Regions from separate parts of the Homo sapiens genome. Here region 2 is linked to region 1. A link is a loop called in an ENCODE intact Hi-C map of the cell type or tissue named here. Cell type or tissue: B cell. All regions are shown on one strand. Each heading gives the region's core, and the rest is flanking DNA. Links, peaks and the distances in the headings are about the cores only. Region 1 overlaps CYSLTR1 (cysteinyl leukotriene receptor 1). Region 2 overlaps CYSLTR1 (cysteinyl leukotriene receptor 1).

The links. Hi-C counts contacts between places; a loop is a spot of excess contacts. Peaks named below come from ENCODE experiments on the same cell type or tissue, not always from the same donor. Only the 100,000 strongest peaks of a DNase experiment are listed, where the experiment ranks them.
Region 2: a loop joins it to region 1, with 2.8 times the contacts of the local background. A loop is called at or near these places in 4 of 110 quality-filtered maps.

The regions. Positions count from the first base shown.
Region 1 is chrX:78,319,529-78,324,914 of GRCh38, reverse strand. All of the region lies in intron 1 of CYSLTR1 (cysteinyl leukotriene receptor 1), which reads left to right. Among named protein-coding and RNA genes, the nearest start is that of CYSLTR1, 5.4 kb to the left of the region's middle. RefSeq lists an enhancer at 1,851-1,940. In B cell, for the core only: no CTCF peak of the experiment used is centred there; DNase peaks (open chromatin) are centred at 1,954 and 2,894; H3K4me3 peaks cover 2,971 bases; H3K27ac peaks cover 3,454 bases.
Region 2 is chrX:78,272,720-78,278,105 of GRCh38, reverse strand. It overlaps CYSLTR1 (cysteinyl leukotriene receptor 1), which reads left to right. Exons shown (of 3, transcript NM_006639.4): 3 at 4,333-5,386. The coding sequence starts at 4,360. The coding sequence ends at 5,373. Among named protein-coding and RNA genes, the nearest start is that of CYSLTR1, 52 kb to the left of the region's middle. In B cell, for the core only: no CTCF peak of the experiment used is centred there; no DNase peak of the experiment used is centred there; H3K27ac peaks cover 362 bases.

The sequences.
Region 1 (5,386 bases), core at 1-5,000:
TGTGTGTGTGTGTGTGTGTCTAAAATAGAAAGACCTAAAGTCACTTTTATCTCTCACTCCAGTGTTATTTGCGTTTCAGGCCACATGAACATCTATGTGGTATGATTTAAGGGTCAGTGAGAAAAGCTTTCCCAGTTCAATCAGATATGAACAAACTGTTGAAAGATATATTTATATTAGTCAACCCTACAAAAGATAGATTAGTCAGTATGCCAATTTGTTGCTTTGCAGTGCAGAAATAAAACTGTTGGCTGGGTGTGGTGGCTCATGCCTGTAATCCCAGCACTTTGGGAGGCCGAGGTGGGCAGATCACAAGGTCAAGAGATTGAGACCATCCTGGCCAATATGGTGAAACCCCATCTCTACTAAAAATACAAAAATTAGCTGGGTGTCATGAGGCATGCCTGTAGTCCCAGCTACTCGAGAGGCTGAGGCAGGAGAATCGCTTGAACCCGGGTGGTGGAGGTCGCAGTGAGCCGAGATCGCGCCACTGCACTCAAGCCGGGCGACAAAGCGAGACTCCGTCTCAAAAAACAAACAAACAAACAAACAAAAAACTGCTAAGAAGTCTGATAGACTCATAGCAAGAAGTACATATCCTCATCCCTACAGAAAAGGCAATAAAGAAAGCCATTCCTTTATCTAATTTGATTAGATAAATCCAGACATCTTAGGTCCATTAATTCATGTTACAATCAAGGTGCTAAAACACCCTCAGATGGCAATTACTTTTGCCTTTAATTAAGATTTCTTTATGGATTAGTAGAAAAGGCCACTGTATAAATTCTTCTATCCTGCTGCTTCATTCTGTCTCATCCCACTCCATCTCATCATGACCTCTCCTTTCTCTGTGCCCCACAGTCCTTCTTCTAGATTGGGGTGGTGGGTTCATATGGAAGAAAAGAGAAAAAAATACTTTAAATTTGGGGGATAAGTTAGGAAGAGGTCCTTATAGAAATAGAGGAAAAGAGAGAGAAGAGTAAACATAAGCCCTTGGACATTTAACACATAGTTGATTTTCCTTTTGATGAATAAAATGTCATTATCTTGCTTAGAGTGCTTTCAGAATCAATACAACCCAGACATTTGAGCTCCTACATATGTGGAACTGATAGAAAAGAAACAGGAGTTCAGATCTAGACTTGAGGTCCTTGAGCTAAAGAAAAAATAGGAGACATTTGGGCATTCTTTTATTTTTCATCAATCCCTTTTCCCTAAAAGGGAAAGAAAAATCCAGTTTTGAATAGCATTTCAAGATGTCTAAAGTATATGACTTCTTAAGATTTCTCATAAATTTCAGATTAACAGTGTTTGTTTCTACAAAGGGTTGTCTTTGTGTTGTCATGGATTCACCAAGCTAAGTAGAATTGAGCTAATAATAACAACACTCAAACATCTCAGATGTGTCTTACATACTTATTCCAAAGTTCCTAGGAAATACTCAGGCCTCAGAAGGTAATAAGGCTTCTTTTCATTCCAAATTGGTTACCATTTGTGTTTGATCTGAATTTGAATTCTTACTTAAGACAAAGGGCCTTAAATAAAAAGCAATCTCCTAGAGAACAACTCTTTTGCAAGAGCCAGACATCTAAATGCCAAGATGATAGAAGCAGGCCTCAGAGTTAGCTGTAAGCAATGACCTCAGAACATCAGAGGATTCCAAGCTGCTGGTAATTAGGTAGAGAGTTATAGAGGTATTCCTGGAAAAAGGCCCTCTACTTAGTGCTTTACAAAAAGTTCAAAAGTATGTGTGTAGGTTGCAACACATTTCTATCACCCAAACTAGGGGTGAAAGTATCCTCCACTATACACTGTCACCCACACTCATGCACTCCTCAAGATCTCTATTGCCTTTTGTTAACTTTCATTTCCCTTAAGTTCTGGTCTTATGCATCCTTTTAATCTGATTACACAGGATAAAGCATTTTTGGCACAGTACAATGGAAGGGGACACACTGTCATTAGTTCTGAATGCCACAGTCCAAGGTCCTTTTTGGTTTGACAGTGTCATGTGCTTAGATTCCAACTGTCTGACAACAGAATGGCCTGAATTGATGGGTTTGACGTTCTCCTCTTAAGGAGAATAAGAGACTACAGAAGAAACACCTGAGAGCTGTCAGCAACGAAGTATCAGTTCCCCCATAGTTTTTAATACCAATGAGAATACATATCCTTGGAAATGTATTCCCAAAAAGCATATCCCTGTGAGCAGCACATCCCTGGAAATATGAAGTAAGAAAGCTACTTATTGTAATGATAGGGCTAAAGTGATCACAGACGGAAGGATCATTCTGCCCTCCTCCCCCAAATCTTTTACTACGATGGAAGAAAGTCACTGGGATCATTAGCATAGCCTGATGGTTTGTAGATTAAATCTCCATAGAGGATGAGTAGCTTTACTGTAGTCAATCAATAAACAATCACTCAATAAACATCAAATACACATTTTCCTATGTGCAAAGAGAGATATGATTGTGGGGTGGTGTGGTCAAAGTAGGTGAGCCTTATATGAATAAGAAAGAGAATAATAAAAATTTACATTTTAAAGAGCTTTGTAATTTACAAAACATTCATATTTGTTGACTCTCCTATTCATTCAGATATTGATTCAACAAACATTAATGAGTGTCTACTGTATCAAAAGATTAATACAGCATTGTCCCTAACCTCCCTGAGCTCAGAATTACAGGATGGCACAACCAACTTTTTTTCATTTGACAATAATAGGCTACATGGAGAGGAGGAAAGAGGGCACTGGGGAGTTGGTCAAATAAAAACAGGGCTCCACTGAGCTGCACCCTCTTTAAATATGTTTTCTGCATCCTGCCACTGCTCAGCAGCAGAAGAGGAAGTATCGGTTTTAGGAGCCCTGAGTCCCAGCCTCCCCACTTCCTCTTCTGCTTTGGCCCTGCCTTCATCACCCCACTCCTGTTGGCACTCCTCCAACACATACAGACTCTCCAGTGCATGCTAGCATTTACTAGAAAGGTAAAGGAAATCTTGGCAGGCGTATAACTTAATAGAATCATGAAAGTACATCCAGATACTGATTTAATCTTTTTGTCTCTGCTATTGGTTCAATCCAAAAACACCCATCAGTCTCATTCGGACCCTATAATCAAACACATCCTTGAGTCTTTGCATTTCCATTAGTCTCTGAAATATGGCACTTTTGAACTCTCCTCCAGCCCCACCAGACCACTTATGCCTTTTTTTTTTTTTTTGAGACAGGGTTTCACTCTTGTTGCCCAAGCTGGAGTGCAATGGTAAAATCTCGGCTCACCACAGCCTCCGCCTCCCGGGTTCAAGCAGTTCTCCTGCCTCAGCCTCCTGAGTAGCTGGGATTACAGGCATGTGCCACCACGCCCAGCTAATTTTGTATTTTTAGGAGAGATGGTGTTTCTCCATGTTGGTCACGCTGGTCTCAAACTCCCGACCTCAGGTGATTCACTCACCTTGGTCTCCCAAAGCGCTGGGATTACAGGCATGAGCCACCGCTATGCCGTCTTTGTTTTAAGATCTTTGCCTCCCTTTCTGCCCAAATGTGTAGATTCAATCTGCTCCACCCCCTTTCCTTTCTTCTCTGGTGATTTGTAAAATGCCCATCCATGAGTCATGGTCCCCTGCACTCTGTGAATTTTCAGGCTTCTTTTAAATAGATTCTACCCTACTAGATATATCCACATTTTACTATCACTTTACACCATTATTTAGATTCTTGCATAACAGCACCTGCACTTACACACACACACACACACACACACACACACACACACACGTGCTCCTTCCTCTGATCCTAGACATCCACCCTGGGAAATTAGATGCTCTATTACTCAAAAGCTCTTAAGACCACAAAGTTACTCTTCAAAGTTGCCCAATTAGGAGAGGAAAAGAGCAAAAAATGAAGAAAGCAACTCACTGCTACTAATGAGCTATGAGCTTACTGTCTAAATGGGTGTGACAGACATGTAAGCAAAAAGAGTAATTACAGCAATAACAGAAAAACAGAGAGCCAAATCATGAGTGAACTCCCATTCACAATTGCTTCAAAGAGAATAAAATACCTAGGAATCCAACTTACAAGGGATGTGAAGGACCTCTTCAAGGAGAACTACAAACCGCTGCTCAATGAAATAAAAGAGGATACAAACAAATGGAAGAACATTCCATGCTCATGGGTAGGAAGAATCAAGATCGTGAAAATGGCCATACTGCCCAAGGTAATTTATAGATTCAATGCCATCCCCATGAAGCTACCAATGACTTTCTTCACAGAATTGGAAACAACTACTTTAAAGTTCATATGGAACCAAAAAAGAGCCCGCATTGCCAAGTCAATCCTAAGCCAAAAGGAGAAAGCTGGAGGCATCACGCTACCCAACTTCAAACTATACTACAAGGCTATAGTAACCAAAACAACATGGTACTGGTAGCAAAACAGAGATATAGACCAATGGAACAGAACAGAGCCCTCAGAAATAATGCCACATATCTACAACTATCTGATCTTTCACAAACCTGACAAAAAACAAGCAATGGGGAAAGGATTCCCTATTTAATAAATGGTGCTGGGAAAACTGGCTAGCCATATGCAGAAAGCTGAAACTGGATCCCTTCCTTACACCTTATACAAAAATTAATTCAAGATGGATTAAAGACTTAAATATTAGACCTAAAACCATAAAAACCCTAGAAGAAAACATAGGCAATACCATTCAGGACATAGGCATGGGCAAGTACTTCATGTCTAAAACACCAAAAGCAATGGCAACAAAAGCCGAAATTGACAAATGGGATCTAATTAAACTAAAGAGCTTCTGCACAGCAAAAGAAACTACCATCAGAGTGAATAGGCAACCTATAGAATGGGAGAAAATTTTTGCAATCTACTCATCTGACAAAGGGCCAATATCCAGAATCTACAATGAACTCAAACAAATGTACAAGAAAAAAACAACCCCATCAAAAAGTGGGCGAAGGATATGAACAGACACTTCTCAAAAGAAGACATTTATGCAGCCAACAGACACATGAAAAAATGCTCATCATCACTGGCCATCAGAGAAATGCAAATCAAAACCACAATGAGATACCATCTCACACCACTTAGAATGGCAATCATTAAAAAGTAAGGAAACAACAGATGCTGGAGAGGATGTGGAGAAATAGGAACACTTTTACACTGTTGGTGGGTTTGTAAAGCAGTCCAACCATTGTGGAAGTCTGTGGCGATTCCTCAGGGATCTAAAACTAGAAATACCATTTGACCTAGCCATCCCATTACTGGGTATATACCCAAAGGATTATAAATCATGCTGCTATAAAGACACATGCACACATATGTTTATTGTGGCACTATTCACAATAGCAAAGACTTGGAACCAAC
Region 2 (5,386 bases), core at 138-5,137, 47 kb after region 1:
TTTTTCAGCTCTAGAAGATCAGTTTGGTTCTTTCTTAAAAGGGCTATTTTATCTTTAACTCTTGTATCATTTTATTGGATTCATGAGCTTCTTTGAATTGGGTTTCAACTTGCTCCTGAATTTCAATGAGCTTTGTTGCCATACAGATTTTTGAATTCTATGTCTGTCATTTCAACTATTTCAATCTGGTTAAGAGTCATTCCTGGGGAGCTAGTGTGGTCATTTGGCAATAAGAAGATACTCTGGATTTTAGAGTTGTCAGAGCTCTCCCACTGGTTCTTTCTTGTTTGTGTAGGCTGATGTACCTTTAAGGTTTGATGTTGCTGTTCTTTGCATATGGCTTTTTGCTTTTATATTATTTGATGCCCTTGAGGGTTTGACTGTGGTATAACTTAAGTTTAGTCAATTGACTTTGTTTCTGGATACTTTCAGGGGTCCGAGATTCAGCCCACTCCTCCTGAGCTGTGTGTTTTAACCTTGGTGGGCTGGGACCAGGCCCACAATTTTTTCACTGGTCCCTCAAGATTAAGGACCTGCTGTGCTGGAGGAACCAAGGTGTTCCCAGTATACTGACAACAACACATCAATAGGGACTGCCAGCAAAAGCACTTCAGGGGTGTGGGGGGTTGGCAGTAGGGTCTTTGCACATGTACTGGTGAAGTGGTGGGGAGAGGCTGCAGGCAACTGCATGCTAGTGGCAGTCTATCTACAAAAGCTCTCCGACTGTTATGCAGGGTCATCTGGTGAAAGAGCTATGGTGGTGGCTGCTAGCAAGTTCTTTGGCTGGGCAGCTGAGGCTGTGCTGCAAGCAGGTGTGGCCAGGCAGGGACCCTGGGAGAGTCCAGCAAACAAGGGGGTCCTCAGATCATACTACCCCTACCCTATGAGCAAGATAGCCCTACTCTGTCCAGGTCTGGCAGCCAACAAAGGATGAAGCTACTTAGAGGAGTATGGCGATCCTTGGGGTATGTGTAACCGTGGCCATGCTCCACTATAGTCATTCTGGTGCCAAATACTCTGGGCTCTGTGAAGGCTGGATTTCTGTCTCTGCCAACTCTCTGAGAAGTTCTCCCTGCTAGCTCAAATGTCCGTGGAGATCATGAGGTCTCCTGCAGCTAAGATTCCAAATGTCCATGGCCCAAATGTCCTTGGGGCACTCCATGCCTATTTCACTCATCTCTTCCCCAGGAGCTGCTCTGGGCCAGGAATGAGTCTTAGTACTTGGTACCCCTGTGCAGCATTCTCAGCTTCCTCCCCTTTCAGCCTTGGGTCTCCATCCTCCATCTGTCCACTTTCAATGCCTTTTTTCCAAGGATCAATTTGTAGTGTGCCAATCTCCTTCACAGTCTGGTCTTTTGGTGGAAGAAGCTGTTTCTGACTGCATATAATTGGCCATCTTGGCTCAGATAATCTATCCAATTTTTATCTTATGCCAAAAGTTCTTGGTAATAATAATAATAATAATGACTTTTTTAATGAAAGGGAAAAAATTGAACAACCAGCTGGGATGGCTAGATGGATGGACGCTACATCCTCAATAGCAAATATAATTGTGAGCGGTAGTAAACCTAGGAAGTTACATCCTACCTGCAACAACTACCATAGCTATCTGTTTCTGTATCCCTAGTAAAGATCAGTCCCCTTCATGGCTGGCAGTTTTTGCATACTCAAGCAGTCTTCCCACCTTGCAAACCCCAACACGTCTCTTACAAGGGAGCAGGAGTTGTGTAAAAGGCCAACATCAGACTTCAATCAAAGATTATCTGATATGTTACATACTGAGTCCCTTCAACCTTTGTAAAGAATAAAAGAGGATAATCTAGAGAAATATGAGAGAAATCACTACTTCTACACTACAGTATCTCACCTCAAGCCTTCTCTGATCAGAACTTATTGACTGCCCTCAGTGACAGAGCTGAAATAGACTAGAGTAAGTATCAACTATAAGAGAAATCCTTCCTATAAGAGAAATAACTGTATATTGCTAAACAGTAAAGTCTAGGAAGTCTAGAAAGAGAACAAGAATGAATGGCTACAACGTTTTTCTCACCAAACAAGTATATTCCAACTACTTGTACTACATATTTCTTCAGAGCCTTAAATAATGGTGCAGATTTTAGAAATGTATTTTATCACTCTAAAACATTTTTCTCATCATTAAATAACTATATGGCTTCTAAGGTTTCTCTTACCATGGAGTTCTGCAGTTATAGGTAGAGTCAACCATGTTCTAGATTAATACTCTCCCCCAGGGGAGGGAGTTTCATTAACAGCAAATTAGATTATTTTCCATAGGTATGGGTGGCACTCAACAGATATTACCAAGGAAGCCTTCTTCTCGAGGGAACCAAGCATTTTCTTTTTTTATTATTATTATTATACTTTAAGTTCTAGGGTACATGTGCACAACGTGCAAGTTTGTTACATATGTATACATGTGCCATGTTGGTGTGCTGCACCCATTAACTCATCATTTACCTTAGGTGTATCTCCTAATGCTATCCCTCCCCCCTCCCCTCACCCCATGACAGGCCCCGGTGTGTGATGTTTCCCTTCCTGTGTCCATGTGTTCTCATTGTTCAATTCCCACCTATGAGTGAGAACATGCGGTGTTTGGTTTTTGTTCCAGTTGCAATAGTTTACTGAGAATGATGATTTCCAGTTTCATCCACGTCCCTACAAAGGACATGAACTCATCATTTTTTATGGCTGCATAGTATTCCATGGTATATATATGCCACATTTTCTTAATCCAGTCTATCATTGTTGGACATTTGGTTTGGTTCCAAGTCTTTGCTATTGTGAATAGTGCCGCAATAAACATACATGTGCATGTGTCTTTATAGCAGCATGATTTATAATCCTTTGGGTATATACCCAGTAATGGGATGGCTTGGTCAAATGATATTTCTAGTTCTAGATCCTTGAGGAATCGCCACACTGTCTTCCACAATGGTTGAACTAGTTTACAGTCCCACCAACAGTGCAAAAGTGTTCCTATTTCTCCACATCCTCTCCAGCACCTGTTGTTTCCTGACTTTTTAATGATTGCCATTCTAACTGGTGTGAGATGGTATCTCATTGTGGTTTTGATTTGCATTTCTCTGATGGCCAGTGATGATGAGCATTTTTTCATGTGTCTGTTGGCTGCATAAATGTCTTCTTTTGAGAACTGTCTGTTCATATCCTTTGCCCACTTTTTGATGGGGTTGTTTGTTTTTTTCTTGTACATTTGTTTGAGTTCATTGTAGATTCTGGATATTAGCCCTTTGTCAGATGAGTAGATTGCAAAAATTTTCTCCCATTCTGTAGGTTGCCTGTTCACTCTGATGGTAGTTTCTTTTGCTGTGCAGAAGCTCTTTAGTTAATTAGATCCCATTTGTCAATTTTGGCTTTTGTTGTCATTGCTTTTGGTGTTTTAGACATGAAGTCCTTGCCCATGCCTATGTCCTGAATGGTAATGCCTAGGTTTTCTTCTAGGGTTTTTATGGTTTTAGGTCTAATATTTAAGTCTTTAATCCATCTTGAATTACTTTTTATATAAGGTGTAAGGAAGGGATCCAGTTTCAGCTATCTACATATGGCTAGCCAGTTTTCCCAGCACCATTTATTAAATAGGGAATCCTTTCCCCATTTCTTGCTTTTGTCAGGTTTGTCAAAAATCAGATGGTTGTAGATGTGTGGTATTATTTCTGAGGGCTCTGTTCTGTTCCATTGGTCTATATCTCTGTTTTGGTACCAGTGTTTTGGTACCAGTACCATGCTGTTTTGGTTACTGTAGCCTTGTAGTATAGTTTGAAGTCAGGTAGCGTGATGCCTCCAGCTTTGTTCTTTTGGCTTAGGATTGATTTGGCGATGTGGGCTCTTTTTGGGAGCCAAGGATTTTCATCCAGATTTTATTATCTAAAACAATTCAGAGATTTTCCAATAAATAGGTATAAATATAGATATATTCATACATGTGAAACTGCTTCTTAAAGCTTTTCTCTAATAGAAAAACAAGTTCATTTGAAAGGAAAACCTACCGAATTGTACTACAGTAGTATGATTTAAAATACAGGAGGGCTGTTTCACCTAGGTCTTGAAGATTTAGAGGAAGTCCATCAGAAAAACATGGGTGGGAAAGGACAAAAAAAAAGTTTTCTGGATACCTGTAGGATACGGACTCTTCTCCGGAGGATAAGGTACAGCTGAATCCCTCCTCAATGCCTCACTACTCTTGCTTGCTGCTGTGGTCAAAAAGTATACATAGTGACACTATGAAATAAAACATTAGTACTTCCTGTAATTTATGGTCTAGTTAAAATTGACAATTTTTTTTATTTATTATAGGCACAAAGCAGACATTCGTAGAGAAACATGGATGAAACAGGAAATCTGACAGTATCTTCTGCCACATGCCATGACACTATTGATGACTTCCGCAATCAAGTGTATTCCACCTTGTACTCTATGATCTCTGTTGTAGGCTTCTTTGGCAATGGCTTTGTGCTCTATGTCCTCATAAAAACCTATCACAAGAAGTCAGCCTTCCAAGTATACATGATTAATTTAGCAGTAGCAGATCTACTTTGTGTGTGCACACTGCCTCTCCGTGTGGTCTATTATGTTCACAAAGGCATTTGGCTCTTTGGTGACTTCTTGTGCCGCCTCAGCACCTATGCTTTGTATGTCAACCTCTATTGTAGCATCTTCTTTATGACAGCCATGAGCTTTTTCCGGTGCATTGCAATTGTTTTTCCAGTCCAGAACATTAATTTGGTTACACAGAAAAAAGCCAGGTTTGTGTGTGTAGGTATTTGGATTTTTGTGATTTTGACCAGTTCTCCATTTCTAATGGCCAAACCACAAAAAGATGAGAAAAATAATACCAAGTGCTTTGAGCCCCCACAAGACAATCAAACTAAAAATCATGTTTTGGTCTTGCATTATGTGTCATTGTTTGTTGGCTTTATCATCCCTTTTGTTATTATAATTGTCTGTTACACAATGATCATTTTGACCTTACTAAAAAAATCAATGAAAAAAAATCTGTCAAGTCATAAAAAGGCTATAGGAATGATCATGGTCGTGACCGCTGCCTTTTTAGTCAGTTTCATGCCATATCATATTCAACGTACCATTCACCTTCATTTTTTACACAATGAAACTAAACCCTGTGATTCTGTCCTTAGAATGCAGAAGTCCGTGGTCATAACCTTGTCTCTGGCTGCATCCAATTGTTGCTTTGACCCTCTCCTATATTTCTTTTCTGGGGGTAACTTTAGGAAAAGGCTGTCTACATTCAGAAAGCATTCTTTGTCCAGCGTGACTTATGTACCCAGAAAGAAGGCCTCTTTGCCAGAAAAAGGAGAAGAAATATGTAAAGTATAGTTTAAACCCATTT